2 separate regions of the Homo sapiens genome follow, and region 1 is linked to region 2. A link is an interaction called in ENCODE POLR2A ChIA-PET data of the cell type or tissue named here. Cell type or tissue: PC-9. All regions are shown on one strand. Links, peaks and the distances in the headings refer to the core of each region. The heading gives the core; the rest is flanking DNA. Region 1 holds the start of KRT75 (keratin 75). Region 2 holds the start of KRT81 (keratin 81).

The links. Peaks named below come from ENCODE experiments on the same cell type or tissue, not always from the same donor. Only the 100,000 strongest peaks of a DNase experiment are listed, where the experiment ranks them.
Region 1: POLR2A ChIA-PET joins it to region 2 with 10 read pairs; 2 of 35 experiments call an interaction of 5 or more read pairs at or near these places.

What each region holds. Positions count from the first base shown.
Region 1 is chr12:52,430,605-52,441,620 of GRCh38, reverse strand. It overlaps KRT75 (keratin 75), which reads left to right and starts at 7,250. Exons shown (of 9, transcript NM_004693.3): 1 at 7,250-7,814; 2 at 8,369-8,583; 3 at 9,555-9,615; 4 at 9,983-10,078; 5 at 10,916-11,016. The coding sequence starts at 7,317. RefSeq lists an enhancer at 3,893-4,395. In PC-9, for the core only: no CTCF peak of the experiment used is centred there; DNase peaks (open chromatin) are centred at 5,360 and 6,300; H3K27ac peaks cover 2,850 bases.
Region 2 is chr12:52,289,755-52,300,770 of GRCh38, reverse strand. All of the region lies in intron 2 of KRT86 (keratin 86), which reads right to left. KRT81 (keratin 81) reads left to right here and starts at 9,237. Exons shown (of 9, transcript NM_002281.4): 1 at 9,237-9,674; 2 at 10,485-10,693. The coding sequence starts at 9,306. In PC-9, for the core only: no CTCF peak of the experiment used is centred there; no DNase peak of the experiment used is centred there.

The sequences.
Region 1 (11,016 bases), core at 1,995-9,994, 140 kb before region 2:
GTGGCGTCCTGGCTGCTCGGATGTAACCTGCATCACAGACACAGCCCTGGTCTGTTCAGTGGAAACTATCTTACTCATGACATGCCGGTCATATATCTGGTTTTACACTCTGGAAACCCTCCTCCAAGAGACATGCCAATCAATTGCACTTTGAACACACACAAAGAGAGCTGGCTGATTAGAAGAGCCCTCTGCTGAGTCTTCCTTCAAAGAGATTAATTCTTTGTCAAGAATGAGTCATGGGCCCTAATTTTTCATTCCCCTGCGTCGGGGCTTTCAAATATCTACACCTCTTAAAGCAGAGCAGGAAGAGGTTTCTGTTCTCCATTTACACTGAGTCAGTCACTCCTAGCATAATGGCTCTCCTGACCTCATTGTCATTGTCACCATCCTCATCATCAGTGTGTGCTGATTTAGTGCTTACAGGTCAGCTGGGAGCCATGCACCTCAGAATGAGGCAAGAATTCCTAGGCCAAGACTGGGTGCCAAAGGGACCTGTCCTCTCAAGATCATGGAAAACACAGCTCCATGGCTACAGAAGTTCTCATTCACGGAAACACACAAGCAAACAATGCATCACCCGGATGCCTCATGTCAGACACAGCTTTACAGAGACAAGGCAGGAATGCATTCAGTGATCCCATCTGAAGTGTCTGTGGGTGGATCCACTCTGATTTATCCCTGGGAAATGTTTAGACCCAACCAGCTACCTCAGCCTCACCTCCTGTGCTTAGCGCTGCTTCCCGCCATGCTACTGTGTGTGCCCGAGATGGGGCATCTGGAGCCAGCAGGAGAGCAAGGATCCTCTGAAGCCCTCAAGGCCCATCCAGAGACTGCATCACTCACAGTCTGAATTTCATTGTTTTTTTTTATTTTTGAGACAGGGTTTCACTCTATCACCCAGGACGGAGTGCAGTAGCACAATCACAACTCACTGCAGCTTCAACCTCCCAGGGCTCAAGCCATCCTCCCACTTCAGCCTCCTGTGTAGCTGGGACTACAGGCGCACACCACCATGCCCAGCTAATTTTTGTATTTTTTGTAGAGATGGGGTTTTGCCATGTTGCCCAGGTTGGTCTCAAACTCCCGGGCTCAATCGATCTGCCCACCTCGGCCTCCCAAAGTGCCAGAATTACAAGCGTGAGCCATTGTGCCCGGCGTATATTTTTAAATTCTGTTATATACCATTTTACATGATGTCTGCTTCACATGTGTCGGTTCTATCTTCCCCACAGCCCAAGCCCCTAGTGGGCGGAACTCATGGAGAACACTTAACCATCTGCTCCAGCACACAGATCAGTGTGGCACGGGGCAAACACTGTTCTGGGGGACAGGAGACAACTGTCCTATTGCAGTTTTACTCTAAGGTTCCTCTCAGGCTCTGGGCCTCACACTCCTCATCCATGAAATATGGGATCTGTATGATGTGTGCTTTCTGAGCTCTTTTGGAGTTGCAGTGAACAGCAAAGGCCTGGCCACCAGGCTGCATGGCCACAGCCTGGCCACCAATGGGGTGATGGCCTCCCAGGTATCATGAGCTCCCCGTGCACACCCTGCACCTACCCCTAAAGTGACAACCTCTCTTAATGACTCACTTCCTTGTCACCATGCTGGGACTGTGCCTCCCTCACTGCTGTATCCCAGTGCTTCACGTGCCATAGGTCCCCAGCCAATACTTCTTGAAAGAATAAATGCTGAGCAAAGGCAGCTTGTTTGAAGGCTCAGGTCAGCTATGTCTCTCAGATGTAACTGGGAGAGGAAAGGGGGCTGGCAAGCAAGAAAGAGGGAAGACTTTTCAGAATGTCCAAGTTTTCAGTGTGCAAGAGACACTGAGGCAGTGCCAAGCCCAGCACGAGGGTGAGGCTGCCGCTTTCAGCTCGGACTTCCCATCAGGTGACAAACACCCCCAAGCCTCCACAGCAACCACCAGACCCTGTGACACTGGGGAGGTTTCAGCAGCATCCCGCGGCGTGCCAGGATCACCAGCCCCTGAGCCTGCACCCACAGGCTGGAACTCCATGCCAGTGTTCACCAGGCTGGTTTCTAGGTCCTGCGCTCCTCAGTTCAGAGAGGGCCTCTGGGTCCCTACCCCGAGGAAGAGCTGGAGCAGCATCCCATTTCTTCCCACTTTCCCTCCCTGCAGTTTCCCTGTGTGGCAGCTTCTCCCCAGCACAAGCCACAGAGAGACTTTGTGGAGGAAGCATCCTAACCCTGGGAACAAACGAGGCCATTAAAGTGGCTGAAGAAGCCAAACACAGTGGCTCACACTTGTAGTCCCAGTACTTTGGGAAGCCAAGGTAGGAGGATAGCTTGAGCCCGGGAGGTTGAGGCTGCAGTGAGCCGTAATTGTGCCACAGCACTCCAGACCCTGTCTCAAAAACAAGAACAAAAAGCAAAAAACAAACAAACAAAAAGGTTGGAGATGAATGGCCAAGATACACCTGGAATTCTTCAGTCTCCTGTCAGGGTGCCCTGGGAGGGCCCCTGAGAGGCTGGCATCTCACCAACACCCTCCTTCGAGGAGGGCCCCACCTGTGCCTCTCAGGCAACAGGGAGGTTTCTTGCTGTGCTCTCTAACATGGAGAAGCCTCAGGGCTAATGTGGGGCAGCAGAAGGGATCAGGAGTTCTGGCCCAGCTACCAAACAGCTGTGTGGCCTTCGACAGTTCTTCTCTCCTCTCTGACCCCAGTTTCCTCATCTCTAGGGCTCCTCCAGGCTTTAAAGACTAATTCTGCTCCTTCACTTCTGTATCCTGACACACCCAGGCAGCACCACACTCTTGCAGATTGCTGTTTTGTGAATGTTCTGAAGACATATGTGTCTGTGTGTCTACCTTGTACATGCACACCTGTTGGGTGTGTCTGAAGGGCTGGATTACGGAGGGACAGGACAGTTTCATCACACTTTCTTAAGCCTGAGTTTGAATAAAAACAGCACACCACTTTCCTGCTGAAATGGACTGAGAGGGGAGGTTGTCTGCCTACCTGCACAGGCTCTACGTCTGCCCATCAAATTTGGGCCCATGTGAAGTGGCTGTTGAGTTGGCAGTGGGCAGGAGCGGATCAGGTGAGTGTGGCCATTTGCAAGCAGATGTCCAAAGTCCTGCACCTTGGCAGTTTGTTCAGATCAGCTGGCACCTGTAGTGCCCTTTGGGGAGCAATTATTGCTTCTGACTACAGGCACAAAGGGGGCTGTAAGGTGGAAGATCTGAGGCAGGCTGGGCAGTGCCTATTAGACACACCAAACATTGAGGAAGTGCGGCCACCCCAGCACAAATAGTGAAGACGGCAAAGCATTTCTGGCCAGCATGTCTCAGGTGCCATCACAACAGAATTACCTTCTCCACACTCGGCCCCTGGAGTGTCCACAACAGAATTACCTTCTCCACACTCGGCCCCTGGAGTGTCCACAACAGAATTACCTTCTCCACACTCGGCCCCTGGAGTGTCCACAACAGAATTACCTTCTCCACACTCGGCCCCTGGGAGTGTCAGCTGGGAGACCCGGATTGTGTCTGCCCCTCCAAATCACCTCTGCTCCCCTCCTCTTTCCATATAAACTCCAGGAGGGAAGGGAGTTGTGGCTGCTTTCTTCACTGCTGTATCTCCTGTGCTAGAACAGCGAGTGCCTGGCATATTATAGATGCTAATAAATAGTTACTCACTAAAGCCAGGACTCCACAGAGAGTAGGAGAAGTCTGGGAAGTCTAGCAGTCGAGGAATCGGGGGCAGGTGGCTGTGGCCTAAGTCCTCAGATGCTGCGCCCAGGCCCCTGGTTCTATGATTCAGGCCAGCCTGCTCTAGGGAGGTAACCCCTGCTGCCCCATGGTCTTTAGCCCTGGTGGCCCCGCCCTGGCCCTGGCCTGGCTGGAAGCCAAAGCTCCCTGGGGCATTCCCCACTCCTCATCTGTGGAAGAGGCATCCCCCACCCACTTCCTCTCCTCCTCCACAGCCCTGATCGCCACCTGGCCCCATGTCCTGGGATCCACCACCTGCGAAGGACGTTAGTGTTCCTCCCAGGATAACAGAGATCACCCTGAGCAGGATGGGCGGAGAACAGGGAAATTGAAGAGTTTTCCTCTCCCAGCCTCACGCACCAGAGCACAAACCATGGCCCCTGAATCCAGCACTTCTCCAAACTCAAGAAAACTCCTCTCAGATAGACCCAATAACACAGAGATGGAGAGGGCTGCAGAAAGACTGGAGAACAGAAAGGAATGTGTAGTTCTTCTTTAAATTAGACAGCCTGAATCACACAGACTTCTGCCACAATTCTATCTGGGGTGGCTAGGAGGCTAGTCAGAGCTGGGAGGAAAACGCCCAACCCTCAGAAGTGGACCAACACTCGTACCACCAGAAAACGAAGACATCAAAGGGCATGCCAGACACAGGCATTCCAGGCAAACAGCGTTAAGGGGTAGTGCTGGGCCCAGTTCACCTTCGATGACTTCTTAGGGATAAGTTGTAAGCAGAATTACAAAGAGGTTAAAAACAAAACAAAAATGTCAGAAAGCGAAGAAGTTGTTAACAATCCTTGAGTTTTGAGATTTTTAAAAGGGTGGTGACACAAGTTGTCAGGGAAGCCAGGTGTCCCAGGCACTCTTCTAGATATTGACCACCAGGATAAAGGTCACTGTGCAGGTCAAAGGTCACAGAAGAGGGAGTGGAGGAGGAAGGGAGGTGAACGATCTTTCTATTTCAATCTAACTCGGCAAAGCCTGTGAGTAAGACCGTCTAGCTTCAGAAACAACAGTCCTGGAAAAACTAGAGGGGAAGGAGGAAAAGAATAAATGAGCAGCCCCAGGCAAGAGGTGATGGCTGAGAAAAACCAGAATGGAAACAGAATGAGATGAAGTGCCTGGGAAGAGGGCTCCAGCAGGGGACATGGGAAAGAAAGGAATGGCTGGGAGGGAAGGCAGCCTGGAGCCTGCTTCCCACGTGGGAAGCATGGTGAGAGAAGGCTGGGGACCTCCCTTCCCGTGGGCATGCTGGCCCAGCCACTCACCACGCCTGGACCCTCCAAGACCTTTGTTTTGTGGAAAGCTCTGCAAGCGTTTGCTCAGTATGGCTCAGGAAACAAGTGTCCTTTCTTCTGGGGGCCAGATTATCATGCAATGAAGAGTACAGAAAACAAACATAATTATTCTTTCCACTTGAGAACCATGCACCACCCTGGCTGGGGTTGGCAACGGAACCAGGTGAAGGAACTCCTCTGCTCTTCCTGGCCTGTATCAACACAAGCTATGATTCATATCTTTCCTGTGGAAACTGAGACTCCCAAATAATCTCTAGATGGGGGAGAGGCTTACCCCCGGGCCTCAGTCCCAAGGAGGAAACAGTTTAGAGAACAAAGAACTACCGCTCCAAGTGCCAAGCTGCCATTCCAGGCAGGTGAGAACATCTGCCAAATGGTCGGTTACCAGTGTGCCCCTAAAAGGACACCTGTGTGGAAAGACCATGGAATCTGGCTCTGCTTCTTGTGGGTCTGTCTGACTAGTTAACCATTCTGGGCTCAATGCCCTCATCCACGAAATGGAGACTGAATGCTGATTAATTCCTCTCTTACTCTCCCAGGCTTCAAAACCACAGCAAGAAGAAAGCAGGCAGCAAGATAAAAGAAGATTCAGGCCAGGCGCGGTGGCTTAAGCCCGTAATCTCAGTACTTTGGGAGGCCAAAGAGGATGGATGACTTGAGCTCAAGAGTTCAAGACTAGCCTGAGCAAAATGTCGACACCCAGTTTTTACAAAATAGTAAAAAAATTAGAGAGGCATGGTGGAGCATGCCTGTAGTCCCAGCTACTCAGGAAGCTGAGGTGGGATGATCACCTGAGCCCAGGAGGTGGCGGTTGCAGTGAGCCGAGATTGAGCTGCTGCACTCCAGCCTGGGTGACAGAGTGAGACCCTGTCTCAAGGCAGAAAAAAAAAGAAGATTCAGCAATGTTTTGGTTTGACTCTTCCCATGGTAGAGATGGGGCAATGAGTTGCAGAACAGAGAGATGAGGTGCCTTGAAGTCTTCTTTGCGGTTTGTAGACTAATATAGAATGTAGGGCACAGTCTACAAGGTTAACAGGAGAAACAGGGAAGGAACGAATCCTCTGCTAGGTGCAGCTGTTGGAGCTCTTTTGATGAAGGACTGGAGAGCTAGGAATTCTTGGTCCTCAGGAGGAGGAGGAAACTGCCTGGGAGACTTCTGGGATAGGCAGCCTCAAATGCAGCTTGGAGGTGATGATTCATGGTACACCATCTTGTACAGTTTTATCTTCCCAACAGGACCATGAGCTTGTTGAAGATAAATAATGTGCATTGTGTTTCTTTTGAATTCCCACAGGACTAGTCACAGGATGGACATGGTTGGCACTTCCTTAATATTACTTGATTGTATCAGAAAGAGGGGAGCCTCAATAGACATTTACTCAGCACTTACATATACCGGGCATTGCGAAAGTTTTCACATGTGAATATTCATTACAAACCCCATTTTACAGACATGAAAGTTGAGGCACAGAAAAGTTTCATGGCTTGCTCAAGGTCCCACAACTATGAGCAGGTCTGAGATTCAAACCCGAGTCTTTCTCCTCTCACAACCTCTCTTCCCAGGAGACAGAGCACTGGCTGGCCTTGAGAGTCACATTATATTGCAGTGGGCAGGGCACAGGCACACATACACTCCAGAAAACCATGTGTGACCTACACAATAGACACGGAAGCTTAAGAGCAGAATAAAGGGGCAATCAAAATGGGGTGGATTCCTAAGGAAGATGATTACAGAGCGCGACCTTCAAGGTTTGGAAAGACAGCTTGATGGGGCTTGGGGAACCAGGCAGTAGGTGCTGAGAAAATGCTTAGGGAATAGGAAGCACCCCAAGGAAACAGTGAAGTGTAGTGGCTTGTATTAACACAAGATGTTTGGACAGGACGGAGTTGGTCCCAGGCCTAAGAAAGCGGTTTAGAAATGAGGCAGTGTTTGCTGAGTCCTTTACAAGATGCATCATTAGCACATGACGGAAAGCAATTAACTTGCTTCTTACTCATATGCTGATCAAGTTGCAACTGGAAAGGAGTTTGCACGTTGTGGGGAGGGGGTGCCAGGGAACCAGCCAGTGGCCCTTACACCATTTCCCGAGGGATGCCGAGTGTGAGCTCAGGGTTGGCGGATGCCCAGGGAATGCCATCAGAAGGCCCTCTCCACTAGCAGTGCCCCGCCCCCACAGGATGCTCATAAAAGCCACGAGACCAGGGCTCTCCAGCCACCTGTCTTCTCCACTGCCTGTACCAGCCCACCTCAGGTGCCTTCTCGCCGGCCTTCCTCACCCACCATGTCTCGGCAGTCCTCCATCACCTTCCAGTCTGGCAGCCGCAGGGGCTTCAGCACCACCTCGGCCATCACCCCGGCAGCTGGCCGCTCCCGCTTCAGCTCTGTCTCTGTGGCCCGCTCTGCAGCAGGGAGTGGGGGCCTGGGAAGGATCAGCAGTGCTGGGGCCAGCTTTGGAAGCCGCAGCCTCTACAACCTGGGGGGTGCCAAGCGGGTCTCCATCAATGGGTGTGGCAGCAGCTGCCGAAGTGGCTTTGGTGGCAGGGCCAGCAACAGGTTTGGAGTCAACAGTGGATTTGGCTATGGGGGTGGAGTTGGAGGAGGCTTCAGTGGCCCCAGCTTCCCCGTGTGTCCCCCTGGAGGCATCCAAGAGGTCACTGTCAACCAGAGTCTCCTGACTCCTCTTCACCTGCAAATCGACCCCACCATCCAGCGGGTGCGGGCCGAGGAGCGCGAGCAGATCAAGACCCTCAACAATAAGTTCGCCTCCTTCATCGACAAGGTAAGCAGGGGCTTCATCCACCCCCTTGGGTTTGGGATCAAATAAACTCTTGGAAGGGCCATCCCATGGGGGGAGAGCAATAATGCAATGACCCCACTGTGGGAATGAGCACTGTTCAGCACGGGCTCCCAGGGGCTGAGACCCTTCCAAGTCAGGCCAGCTTGCCCCACAGGACCTGGTAGAAATTTCCTCTCTTTCGGAGCCACATGGGCTGGTTCAGTCAACACCAAGGGAAGAGTTTTGTTGATTCTCTACAGGAGAGTTGCTGCTCAGCAAACTACCCTAACCCAGAGTAGGTGGTGTTGAGAAACTTAACCCAAGAGCAGCTCCCCAACAGAAGCCTCTAGGCCCCACCACCCGAATCCTATGCAAGCCCTAGGGAACTTTGCGGTAGCTCCATGGACTGCCTCCTTTTGGGTTGGAGTTGTCAGTTACATTATTGTCAATGGGTGCCAAGTGAAAAAAATATCTTTTTCTTCTCTCCCTTATTAATAGGAGTGTCTAACTCTGCCTCTCCAACTTCTCAAGGTTTCATTCTCTCTTCTTCCCTCCAGGTGAGGTTCTTGGAGCAGCAGAACAAGGTCCTGGAGACCAAGTGGGCCCTCCTGCAGGAGCAGGGCTCCAGGACTGTGAGGCAGAACCTAGAGCCCCTCTTTGATTCCTATACCAGTGAGCTCCGACGGCAGCTGGAAAGCATCACCACCGAGAGGGGCAGGCTTGAAGCTGAACTGAGGAACATGCAGGATGTTGTGGAAGATTTCAAAGTCAGGTAAGTGGGAGACTGGCTTCTGGCCACACACAGCCATCTGAAGGCTCCTTTGTGTGAGGACCAGAGAGGTGCAAAGGAGCAAATGCCGATATCAGCCGGGAGCTTTGGAACTGCAGCCTTTATCCTGCAAGGTGGAGACAGCACTGTGTGGGGTAGCACAAGGACCTTCATCTTGTGTATTGCTATGAAGATCCTATTCCTATTTGTTCACATGACTGCAAAGGGATATCAACATCATCCGACAAAATATTGCTACTCACTCTAGAAATCATAATGTAATTTCACAGTCAGCATATTGTTTAATTCCATTGGACATGGGCTCAATTATTGAGATGGTTTGCATTTCCAGGATGGCATTCACTGTAGAGTGAAGAGAGGTAACAAGGAAGAGTTTAAAGGAGGGCAATCTGACTTTTCTTGTGGGGGGAAACTTTTGACTGCACATCATCCAGGCTGCAGTAGGTGAGGTATCCAGTGGAAAGGGATTTGGTCCAGACTAACCCATTAGCCAGCTTGCCCTTATTTCTAAGCTTGAGCTACCCCTAGTTACAAAAAGCATATTTCTCAGGGGCCACCCTGAGGTTCAGTGAAAATATATCAAAATCTACCCGAAACAGCCTGCTGAACAGATAAAGTTTACTCCACGATTTCGGTAGACACTTGAGGTGGAAAAACATTTTAGATTAGCATTGCATATCTATCAAAAGATGGAGTTGCATAAGTATATTTTTGTATTCCTTTAAGTTCCATGCTCACCTTCTACTCTTAGAAAAGTTTATTAAAAACTAGCAGAAGAAATTATCCCCCTTTTATGGAGGGAGAAATAGAGGTTAAATGAATCACCCAAAGTCATGCCCAGGTCAGCAGAAGAGCTGGAAATGATTTGAGGGCTCTTAACTCTTGCTACACCAGCCTGGAAAGAGTTCAATGCAGACTTGCTCAACAGCACACCCCCCGCTCTGTCCTTATAGGTACGAAGATGAAATTAACAAGCGCACAGCTGCTGAGAATGAATTTGTAGCCCTGAAAAAGGTGAGTGGGGATGTTTCTCTCAAAGGAGAAGGTTTAAAATGGAATCTGGAGTGTGGGGTAACCTGACCTCTGACCCTTGGGCCACCCAAGAAATGTCACATCAACCTTGAGAATATCTGCAGAGTTCAAACCTCCCAACATGTTCCCTCTACGTTGATGGCCCCATTAGCCCTACTTGGGTTTCTGTGAGCTCAGGGAATTCAAGCCCCCAGTTCTCCGTAATTACCCATCCCCAACCCCAAATCACCCAGACCCAGAGTTTTCTAAAATCCAAACTAGATGGGCTGGGGAGAAATCTGCTCAGCTTCTTTTGGACTAGATACTTGGGGCTGCAGACTCAAAGGAGCATCCTGCGCTGTCATTCCAGGACGTAGATGCTGCCTATATGAACAAGGTGGAGCTGGAAGCCAAGGTCAAATCTCTGCCCGAGGAGATCAACTTCATCCACTCAGTCTTTGATGCAGTAAGAGTCTGCAAGTATTTCTGTCTCTCCTAGGTCTGGAGCCTGGAAAGAAAAGGATGATGCATTGTGCCATTCATTCATTCAGTGCCTCTGCCCAGCATCTTGCTTGGATACTTCAAGCTGGGGCTTGGGTGGTAGGGGGACCAGGGAGAACCACTTGGAGCCTTGTCATACTAAACTACCCCAGCTCTGATGCTTCTCCCCCGAACTCCCTTATCCCATGGCAGGACAACATCTAACAAGGAGAGAGTACTGATTCCCAAATTCTAGGACACTGGGTAATTTCCCAAGGAATCAACACATACCTGCTCCCTTCCCCTTCCCTGAAAAGTATTAAAAAAAAAAAAAGGCAAGCTGTCCCTCAGCTCATTGGTCAGGGGGCTTCCTACCCTTTGAAGATGCCTCATTCTGGGCGCTACCCCTCCAAAGGCAGAGACCTGGGTCTGTGGAAAGGGAGAGAGAGGTAGAAAGTGATGGAGTCACACTGTGCAGGGGGAAGCAGTGTCCCAGATGTCCCCAATGCTCTTAAAGAAGCCGTTTATGTTGGCATACTGAACAGACACGTGTCACATTCAAATCTATGTAATTCCAATTCAGAGGATGCTTACCCACCCTCATGCCTGGGGAAAGCACACAGATGGGAGCCTTGAGAAGTAAGGCTGGGAAAGATTTTCACCACACTGATCTTTTGGGATGAATGGGAATACCTAGGGAATAGCTGGGAGAATCTGCCAGGAATACCAAGGAAAGGATTCCTGACCTAGATGGGTAGTTAACCACGAAGATTTAAGATTCTTCATCTTATGCCTTGGTGATGCTGAGTTTACTGCCCTGCAGGAGCTGTCCCAGTTGCAGACCCAGGTCGGTGACACATCCGTGGTGCTGTCCATGGACAACAACCGCAACCTGGACCTGGATAGTATCATCGCCGAGGTCAA
Region 2 (11,016 bases), core at 1,307-9,306:
CCACATGAGGAGAGCATCCAGCCCCTGCCATCATCCCCTGAGTCCCTGCTGCTTTCTGCACTATACTCCTTGAAACTCCTGCACAGAAGTTTGTCAGTACCCTTGGCAGGTGCCAGAGAACAGATCTATATTTGTATGTGCCATCCATCCAGTGTGAATAGTGTGGGTCTTAAACTCACAAAGGCTGGGTAGGAACCAAGGCTCTGCCCTGAGTACCCCTGTGTGATCTAGGGGAAGGCACTTGACTCTCCTGGGAAATAGGTTAAGGCTTTCCCTCCTACTACTGCCTTAGAGTTACAGAAATGTGTACATGCTCAGTGGACTCCAGAGCACAGAGCAGATGGGCTTCATTACAATCATTAGGAAGCGGTGGGCTCAGGGGCAGTGTTTATTCAGAATTCATGTTCTGACCCACTAATTGAACCAACCAGAATTTTATTTTAATGAAATTGATTATGAGAAAATCAAATAGAGTAGAATAGACCAGAAAATAGCAGATTGCACCTTATGTCATGGGAATAACTTGTTACATGCCCTTTTTGTTTCAGTTGTATGGCCTATGTATATGTATGTGCATACTCAGTCACCATGTAAAATTATTTCTTATTATAGTTGCAGCAGAAAAGTTGAAATATCTATTTCTCACTGTATACAAAAACCAAATTAAAATGGATTAAAGACTTAAATATAAGACCTCAGACTATGAAACTACTAGAAGAAAACATTGAGGAAATGCTTAGGGCATTGACCTGGACAAAGATTTCTTGATTGAGACCTCAAAACCAAAGGCAACCAAAGCAAAAAATGGGCAAATGGGATCACATCGAGCTAAAAGAACTTCTGCACACCAAAGGAAACAATCAACAAGTTGAAGAAATGACCTACAGAATGGAAGAAATATTTGCAAACTATTCAACTGACAAGGAATTCGTAGCTGCAATATATAAGGAACTCAAACAACTCAATAGCAAGTAAACCAAATAATCTGATTTTAAAATGGGCAAAAGATCTGAATAGACATTTCTCAAAAGAAGACATATACATGACCAACAGGTATATTGAAAATGCTCAACATATCATCAAAGAAATACAAATCAATACCACAATAAGATTATCATCTCAACCCAATTAAAATGACTTTTATCAAAAAGACAAAAAAATTATGGATGCTGGCAAGGATGTGGAGAAAGGGGAACACTTGTACACTGCTAGTGGGATGTAAGTTACTACAGCCACTATGGAAAACAGTATGGAGTGTCCTCCAAAAGCTAAAAATAGAACCACCAGGTGATCCAGCAATCCCACTACTAGGTATACATCCAAAAGAAAGAAAATTCTTATATCAAAGAGATGTCTGCACTCCCACGTTTATTGCAGCGCTATTCACAATAGCCAAGATTTGGAATCAAACTAAGTGTCCATCAATGGATGAATAAAGAAAGTATGTTACAGATACACAATGGAATATTATTCAGCCATAAAAAGGAATGAAATCCTGTCATTTGCAACAACATGGATGGAACTGGAGGACATTATGTTAGGGAAAATAATTGAGGTACAGAAAGACAAATTTCAGATGTTCTTACACATATGCGAGAGCTAAAAAAATTGATCTCATCAGATAGAGAGTAGAATGATGGTTACCAGAGGCTGGGAAGGGTAATGGGGAGGGGAAGATAAAGACGTGTTAATGAGTACAAAAATACAGTTAGATAACAGAAATGAGATCTAGTGTTCAGTAGCACAATAGAATGACTATAGTTAATCATTTATTGTGTATTTCAAAATAACTAAAGGAGTAGGCTTGGAATGATCCCAACACAAAGAAATAATAAATGTTTGAGGTGATGGATATTCCAAGTACTCTGATTTGATCAGTACACAGTTTATGCTTATCTCAAAATATCTTATGTAGCCCATAAACATGTATAACTATTATGTACCCATAAAAAGAAAACATTAAAATAAATAAATAAATAAATAAAAAGTTTGAATACATGGCATATTAGTTAAGCACACAGACTCAGATTCCAAACTGCCTCGTTTCGAATTCTAGCTCTGCCACTCTCTAGCTGTGTAAACTCAGGCAATTACTTAGCCTCTATGTACCTCATTTCATGATTTCTAAAATGAAGATAATAATAGTACCCACCTCATAAAGTTGTAAAGATTAAAAGAGTTAATCCATGTAAATCACTGAGAACTAAGCCTGGCACACTCTAAGTGTGTAATCATATTAGTTGTTGTTGTTGTTGCTGCTGATGCTGCTGCTGCAGACGTATCAACAGCATTGATGGGATATACTCATCCACATGCCTAAGCCATCTGTGTCCAGTTTTCATTAACCGCCTTATCTTAAAGAACTTGTAGAAGGATTAAATGAAATAATGCATGGACAATGTTTAACAGCAGCTGGCACATAGAAAATGCTCAATAAATGTTATCTACTATATTCTACAGTGGGAGCCAGTCCAAGGGGCAGAGGATCTGAGAAGTTTGGCCATGGTTACTCCATTTGTCCTCGAAAAGAACCCCAAAACACATGCCCCTCCTTCAATCTCTGCTCCAGCCTGATTGCCTCAGAGAAGGTCCAAAGAGAATCTCTTCTCTTTGGCAAAGGAACACACCACCAATCCTTGGGTAACCATACTACTGGATGAGAAGAGAGGCTTGGATAATCTAAAAATTCTGTAATCTGTGAATAATTCATAAGTGTGTATTTATTATTTGGACTTAACAGACCATCAGAAATCCTCAGTCATAAATTAAATGATGGCACACTCACTCATCTTTATTTTTGCCTGATCCTAAAACCTCCTGATTGGTCAGTAGCCAGAGGATTTCATGAGGTTGAGGATGGGGGATATGGACTTGATAATTCATCCAAGTATAATGGTGCTCCAATGAGAGCAAGAGAAGGCAAGCTTTCATTGCAGATGGACAAATGGAAGTTGGAGTTGAGGAAGAACTTGCCAGAAGACAAGTAGTCATTACTTTCTAAAGGAGCTTGCATTATCTCTTCCATTTAGGGAGGCTTTAAGTAAAAGAAAGACACTTCTTATTCTGCAGTGGCCACCATTTTTGTGGAGACAAGGTGAACCAAAAGACCTTCAGATCTGGAGATCAGAATCTCTTCTTTTAGCCCAAGTGGACCTTTATTTCAAGGGGCACTTGTAAAGAATGGGCAAATTAGGTGGTTTTAACATTAGAAAGTTCTTGTTCAGTGCTCCCTTCGGTTCATTCTGCTCCCTGGAGGGTATTATAAGGCAGACTCCTCAAGATAGTTGATCGCTTAGACTAGACAACATTTTCCAGATGGGGGACTCGGGGATTTTGTGACTGATATTTCCTAGCTCTATGCTCAATCCTGTCTTAATTTTGGAGGGAAGGAGGCATTAAGAGGAGGAAGGAAACATGGGTTCTGGAGCTCCCAGTCTGGTAGAGCATATCCAAATTCATGAGAAAGGCCAGAAGTCTAAAGAGGGCTACTTTTCATACATACTGTCAGATACTGAGGCATGCAATGACTGCTGACAGTGTCCTTTCTGGGACAATGTGCAATTGCAGCTAGTCTGATGGGAAAGGCAAGAAAGGCTCCCTGGAAAGGGTGAGGACAAGCTTTAGGCAAAAGGCGGGCAGGACAGTGTTGATGAGAAGATGTGCATGGAAGCATTTCACACAGTGACAGACAATGAGACAGGGCTAGTGGGTGGACAACAGGTGATCCTGTGGGCCCTTGCAGGAGTGGAGAGGATCATGAGATACTGTGACAGCGGAGAGAGAGGGAGAATGCCGGTTGAGGCACAGCCCTCATAAGCAGGGACAGTGTCGTCCCTGAGACTCTGCTACACAGCTGTGGGCTGGAAGGCAGCCTGTAGGCTCTACATCTGGAGCATCTGCATGCTGGGCTTACAGGTCTCCAGAGGGCCATGCCCTTACTAACCTTGCAGCTGGCTCATGCTTTCTACTCATAGAAAGCAGGTGCAGGCCAGGGTCCAGTGAAGGAAGTTGAGAGGTAGTGGAGTGGCTGCTTACACAACACCTGGGATGTTGAGATGTTGATAATGGAATTGACCTCAGGCCAGTTGGGTGGGTGATTGGGGAGAGCCCAAGTCAGAGCCCTGCCTTCTCAGCCAAGAGAGCCCAGGACGCTGGCCAATTATCCATCAGAACTCACCAGAGAGGAGTCCCACTGGACAAAGGGCCAGAAGGCCCCTGTAAGATGCCTGGGTGGGGCTGGAGCCTGACTCAAAAGCTCCACCCTGGTAACATTCATCCCACTAACCAGCTGGGTGCCTGCACCTCCCTCGCCCCATGTCCCTGCCCTGTGAGGGTTCATTACTATAAATCTGGAACTACAGTGCCCACCTCTTCCAGTGGGCCTACACACACTTTCCCTTGGTGCTGTGCTGCTTCCCCCATCCACCTCCTCCTCCTCTGCTCTTTCATCCCTGGAGTGACCCTTCCACCATACTTCCCAGATCTTCTCCCATTTTTCCTCCACTGTCCTCCAGTTTCCTCCTCTTCCTGACTATCTCCTAAGATCTCTCCCTCATTTTCTTCTCCACCCATGCAGCACTCTCCTTCTCTTCTTCTAAGTCACCCTGAGAATAATAGTCTAAGACCAAGTATTTCTTTCTCCCTCTTTTCCTAGAAATCTCCTCTGATTTGCTTCTCTCTTTCCTTCTCCAATCCGACACCTGGTCTCTACTCTGCCCCAAGGCCTTCAAGATCCTTGTTCTCATTGGCTGACTTTCCCCACCACCCCCTTATAGCCCAAGCCAAGGACTTTGCTTGGTTGAAGGACACATCTCACTCACTTCATTCATCCTTCAGGCCCCAGCAAGGAAGGTCACCCCTCTCCACCCCCACCCCCAGGAATAGCCACATCATCTGCTTCATGTGTCCCCACCCTATCCTACCACAAAGCTTTGCACAATAAACCACCAAGCTTTGATGGCTCCATTACTCAGCACTTAATATGCAGCTGGTATTCTTTTCATTCATTCAAAAAATATTTATTGAGCACCTACTATGTGACAAGCCCTTGGAATATATCCACGAAGAAAACATTTGTACACACTGATGTGCTGCAGGGTTTCCATTTTTGTTCATTATCTGGGTATGTGTCTCTGCTTTTCTCTTAATACTGGAAGCTTGCCAAGAACAAGGGTGAGCTCTCCTATACTCTCTGGCCCTGAACCCTGAGAGCAACCTGCAGGGCCCTGCAGAGGGCATGGGGCAAGATGAGTGTTTGTGTTTTTATGTTATGTACAAACACCAGCTACTGTGTGATACTTATTACTGATGGCCGATGGTGTACAGAAGGGAGTGCAATGGGACAAACGCATCCCTTCCTTTGGGATCAGACACACAGGCTCTGGGTTCCAGTTCTGCTACTAACATGCAACCTGAGCCTTAACCTCCCTAGACCTCAGTGTCCTCATCTATAAAACGAGAATAATAACACCAACCTCAGAGGGCAACTGTAAAAATTAAATGAGTTAATGCATGTTGGACTCTTAAAATAGTATCTAGTGTGGTATAAGATGAACATCAAAAGATTTTATTATTAAGTTTGGAAGAATAGTCATAAAATAGCTTTCTACATGAAACATCTACTACTGACATAACTTTAAAAAAAATAGCCACATACCCCAGAAAAACTCTTGCATAAATGCACCAGAAGACATGAGAAAGGATGTTCATAGCAGCTCTGTTCAATCTACAGAACTCTGGAAACAACCTTGTGGCTATCGAGGTAGAAAGGCAAATAAACTGTGGTATAGCCATGCAATGAGTGCAATCCACAGTGAAAATGAACACAGGACAGCTACAGGAAGCAACATTTAATGAAAGAAACCAGATGCACAAGGATCCATGCAACATGAGTCCATTTATGTGAAGTTCAAAAGCTGGAAAAAGAAACAATATGTCATTGCAAGATGGGTGCATTGGTTCTAAAACTGTAAGAAAAGCAAAGGAATAATTAAACACAAAATGCAAGAGAGGAGTCACCCTAGGCCAGGAAGGAGTAGGGTACAATCAGAACAAGGTACATAGGAAGCTCCTGAAATACACACATGTTCTATTTTTTCCTATAAGTGGTAGGTATTGCTACAGATCTAACCACCTATGCATTTTTTGTGTTGAAATATTTCACAATAAAAATAATTGTTATCTCCACAAAGTTAAAATCTATCCTCTTTACCTTGCCAGAGCCAAGACCATAGAGTGGAGATTCTGCCATCTTCCCTCCCCTCCTCCCTGCCACCTTCCCTCCCCTCCTCCCTTCCCCATGACAAGGTTTTTTCACTCTGAAGAAAACAAGTTGAATGTCCTTTTAGGTCTTCAAAAATTAGCAGCAATTAATTCCTGAAGTTTAATGAAATGGTGTCACATTTGAATTTTTCATATTCTTACATCTTTAAAATTGCTTAGTAAGGACCAGCCATTAGTAATTAGCTTGTGTTTATACATGTTGTTTTTATAAGGAGTTATACTGGTAGAAAAGGTGAAGTGTGGATGAGATGTACTTTGACTCACAGTGCTCCTCAGGACACCCAACCGCTGGTTTACTGGGGACATCACTGCTCAATTGTGAGCAGTGCCCCAAATTCCAGATGAGGGTACAAAGAGCTTCAGAAGTGCTGGCCCAGCAGCCCTGAACTCACAAAGGGACAGCAGGTGCCATACTCTTCTCTGGGGTGACCAGATAGCTCAACACAGTCTGTGACCTCCCACATTTGTCCTGCACAAGGCCACACTCTGAATGTTTTGCACAGATACCCTGAGAGCCCTATTCTCTTCTATTTTTTTCCTCTCCTCTCTTTTCCCATCAATCCTGCTTCTGTTCTCATTCCCTAAGTCTACTCTGCCTGCCTTTGCCCTTGAAGCATAGCAGCTCCAGGGGGCTATAAGCCAGGCCATTTCACTTCTCTTTTCTTCTCCTCAATTTAATGCAAACCTCTGTACTTTACGAGCTAATTTTTCTAGGACCTGCTCTATTGGAGTGGGGGGTGGTTCACTGGGTAAGTAGAACATAGTACAGTCTATCAAAGTATTGCCATATACCAGAGGTATGCAAATAACTAAAACTGATGTTTTCCACCCCGTCCTTCAATTCTTAGCCACGGGGTGCTGCACATCTAACTCATACTCCTTCCCAGCCCCCAAGTAGCCTCACATCGCCGTGTGTCCCTAAATGACCCCTCATGGTTCTAACCATCCCAATCCACTCTGACTCTGCCCGTCTTCCTTAGATGGACTCTCTCACACCCTAAATTCACAGATACTCCCCTGTAAACAACTTTCACTACCCTCTTGAACTTATCCAAAGATTAGGAAGTCAAGGGGTTGTCACAGCTTATAAGTGAGAAGGCAATGCAACTCCTGGCTCCATCACTTACCAGCTGGGAGACTTCGGGCAAGTTATTTAACCTCCCTGACCCTTGGTTTCCTCATCAGTAAAATGGGGATAATGGCACATACTTCATATGATTGATGTGAGAATTAGAGATCATTTACGATATATAATGATGATCACATAGTAGGTGACCAATTAAAAAGAAACATATTCTTATCAAACTAAGATCCATGTTTCTCTACACAGTTCTTTCTAATTCTAATTCTCTATACAGTTTTTCCTAATACAGGGGGAAATGTACTGAAGTGATCCAACCTCCATCTCCTGGGTTCAAGCAATTCTCCTGCCTTAGCCTCCCATGTAGCTGGGAATACAGGCACGTGCCACCATAACGGGCTAATTTTTGTATTTGTAGTAGAGACGGGGTTTCACCATCTCTGGTCTTAAACTCCTCCACTGAGGCTGGTCTTGAACTCCTGACCTCAGGTGATCCACCCCCCTCAGACTCCCAAAGTGCTGGGATTACAGGTATGAGCCACTGCGCCCAGCTGTGATTCAATTTAGCATCACCAATCTGACATTTTATGCTTCCTGGGGTGATATAATAAGAGTTACACAGCATATTTTATGAAGTATTCTGTCCCAACAATGTTTAATTTAAACCTAATCCAGCCTCTAGCCCAGTGCTGTCCAACAGAATTTTATGTGAAAATAAACAATAAATAAAATAAAAATAAATAATAAAGAAGTGTTCTTTATATGCACTGTCTAATAAGGTAGGCACTACTTACAGGTAGCTGCTGAGGACTCAAAATGTGGATAGTGCAACTGAATAACTAGATTTTTAACTTATTTAGTTTTTACTAACTTAAATTTAAGTAGCCACATCTGCCTATTGTCTACCAAATTGGACATCCCAGCTCAAGATTTACTTTCTAATTTATAGAAAATACAAGGGCTAGAGCCACAAATTAAATTATGTAAAATGTAGTTTTAAAATCCTTAGGACAGTTAGGAAAATTGAATCTGAGATGAATAGTAAGTGGTGCTTTGGAATTATTGTTAATTTTCCTGAATAAGAAAATAGTACTCTCCTTATTCTTAAGAAATTCCTGCTGATGTATTTAAGGGTGACATGCCATGCTTTCTGCCACTCAAATAATTGGGCAACTGTGAAAGCAAATATGGTATAATGTTAACTGTTGAATCGGGGTAAACAGGTGGAGCATCAATGCATGTGTGTTGTATTATTCCAATTTTCCTCAATATTTGAAAGCTTTCATCATAAAAAAGATAAAAGACAAATATTTAATAATCTGCTGACTGTTCCCATGGTAGGAAAAGTGAGATGGTTTTCAGCTGCCAACTGAAAAATCTGGAGATGGGGAAATCCAGATTTGTGTTTCAGGAGCACTTTAGCCACAGCTGTGATGGAAATGAGAGATGGTATTTATTAATGCCTCAGCCTTTCCTGAAACCCCTCTCCCCACATCACACTTAACACACAGGTCTCCTCCTCCCAGTTTCTCCCAGCACCTGGCCTCCCTTCTCTTCCCCTCGCCAGGCTCTACTCCTCCTTCTCGTCCTCTCCTCTGCCTTCCCCTTCCCTCCCCAATGCCTGCAGATGAAGGAATGCCCTGCTGGCAAGACACTTTGAAGATGAAACATGCTGACTCCCCCAGAGCCCAAGACTGACATCTTTTACAAAGAAGAGGGTGCAGGCCACTCCCCCATTAAAGCACATTCTGGAGAGGCGTTAGACCCGGCTAACCACCCAAGCCCATAAAGCGCAAATTGCCCCAACATCATCTTCACAGCCAAGCCCCTTCAGAATCTGCGCATAAATAGGGCTGCGGTGCCCTGAGGAGCACATTGGAGTTTCCATCAGGACTCCAGGTCCCCTATCCTGTCCTCTGCAACCCAAACGTCCAGGAGGATCATGACCTGCGGATCAGGATTTGGTGGGCGCGCCTTCAGCTGCATCTCGGCCTGCGGGCCGCGGCCCGGCCGCTGCTGCATCACCGCCGCCCCCTACCGTGGCATCTCCTGCTACCGCGGCCTCACCGGGGGCTTCGGCAGCCACAGCGTGTGCGGAGGCTTTCGGGCCGGCTCCTGCGGACGCAGCTTCGGCTACCGCTCCGGGGGCGTGTGCGGGCCCAGTCCCCCATGCATCACCACCGTGTCGGTCAACGAGAGCCTCCTCACGCCCCTCAACCTGGAGATCGACCCCAACGCGCAGTGCGTGAAGCAGGAGGAGAAGGAGCAGATCAAGTCCCTCAACAGCAGGTTCGCGGCCTTCATCGACAAGGTGGGTGTCCTGGATCACACCCTTCCTGAACCCCCACCACCTACACAGCCAGGGCCGGGCACTAAGGATGGAGTCAGAGGCACAAAGACCTCTGCCTGCCTGAGATCCCAGTCTGATGGGCGAGGCACACAGACACACAGACAGACAGACACATGCACAGACACACACACACAGGCACTCAAGATGCAGACTCAGCTGACAGTTCAGATAGAGGGAGCTTGTGAAGGAAAAGTGTGGCCAGGCTGCTCTGGGGCACAAGCTAGACATCAGGGAGTTGGGGGAGGGGGGCATGTGACCACTGCTGCTGAACTCAGAGGGGTTTGGGCAGCCCCAGGGTGAGAGAGTAGGGTGCACTGACTTCCAGATGACACAGGGGAAGGGCTGGGACAGCTGAGCTCCCTTCCAGATGGCCTGTGACACCCTCTTCCTGGCACCATCCCCAGAAACCTCATCTGTGATCTGAACCTGAGTACTCTGCCTGTGTGGGTTGCTGATCACCTAGTTTCATAGTGAGGGACTGAGCCTCCACTTCTGTTCATCTGCTTGGGTTGGGGGGGGGGGGTCACTCAACTCCCCAGGGAGCAGGCACTGACACCACCCAGCCCTTGCTCCACTCCTGAGTGGGAAATCTAGACACAGATCATGACCAGGAAATCCAGAAATTGTCTGTCTCCCACTGCCCACCTCTACTCAATCTCAGATAAGCTCCAGATTTGGGGGTTCCCATTAAAGCACCTCCCCTGCGAGCCCCCAGAGCTGGCTTTGGGGCACCAGACACCATCTGCCCCACCTTCCCACACCGAATGGCAGGTGCGCTTCCTGGAGCAGCAGAACAAACTGCTGGAGACAAAGCTGCAGTTCTACCAGAACCGCGAGTGTTGCCAGAGCAACCTGGAGCCCCTGTTTGAGGGCTACATCGAGACTCTGCGGCGGGAGGCCGAGTGCGTGGAGGCCGACAGCGGGAGGCTGGCCTCAGAGCTTAACCACGTGCAGGAGGTGCTGGAGGGCTACAAGAAGAAGTGAGTGCGGGCAAGAGGGATGCTGGGCACAGGAATGGGGTTTAGGTTAAATACACTGGATTAGACAATAAGAACTCCCAGGTAGGGTGAGTGGCCATGACCACTAGATTGACCGAGGGTGGCGGGGTCTTTTCCTTTGTGGAATCTTTGCCCAGACACCTGTGTAAGAGGAGGGCTGTGACTCCCATGACCTGTCTCTGTCCCACTTCAGCCTTCTCTCCCTGAACCACATCACCCAGCAGCTCTCCCCTGCGCTGGGTGGGGAGGAAGCCTCTGCAGGGTCCAGGCCTTCTCTCCTGACCCTCAGCCCCTATACTTGTAGC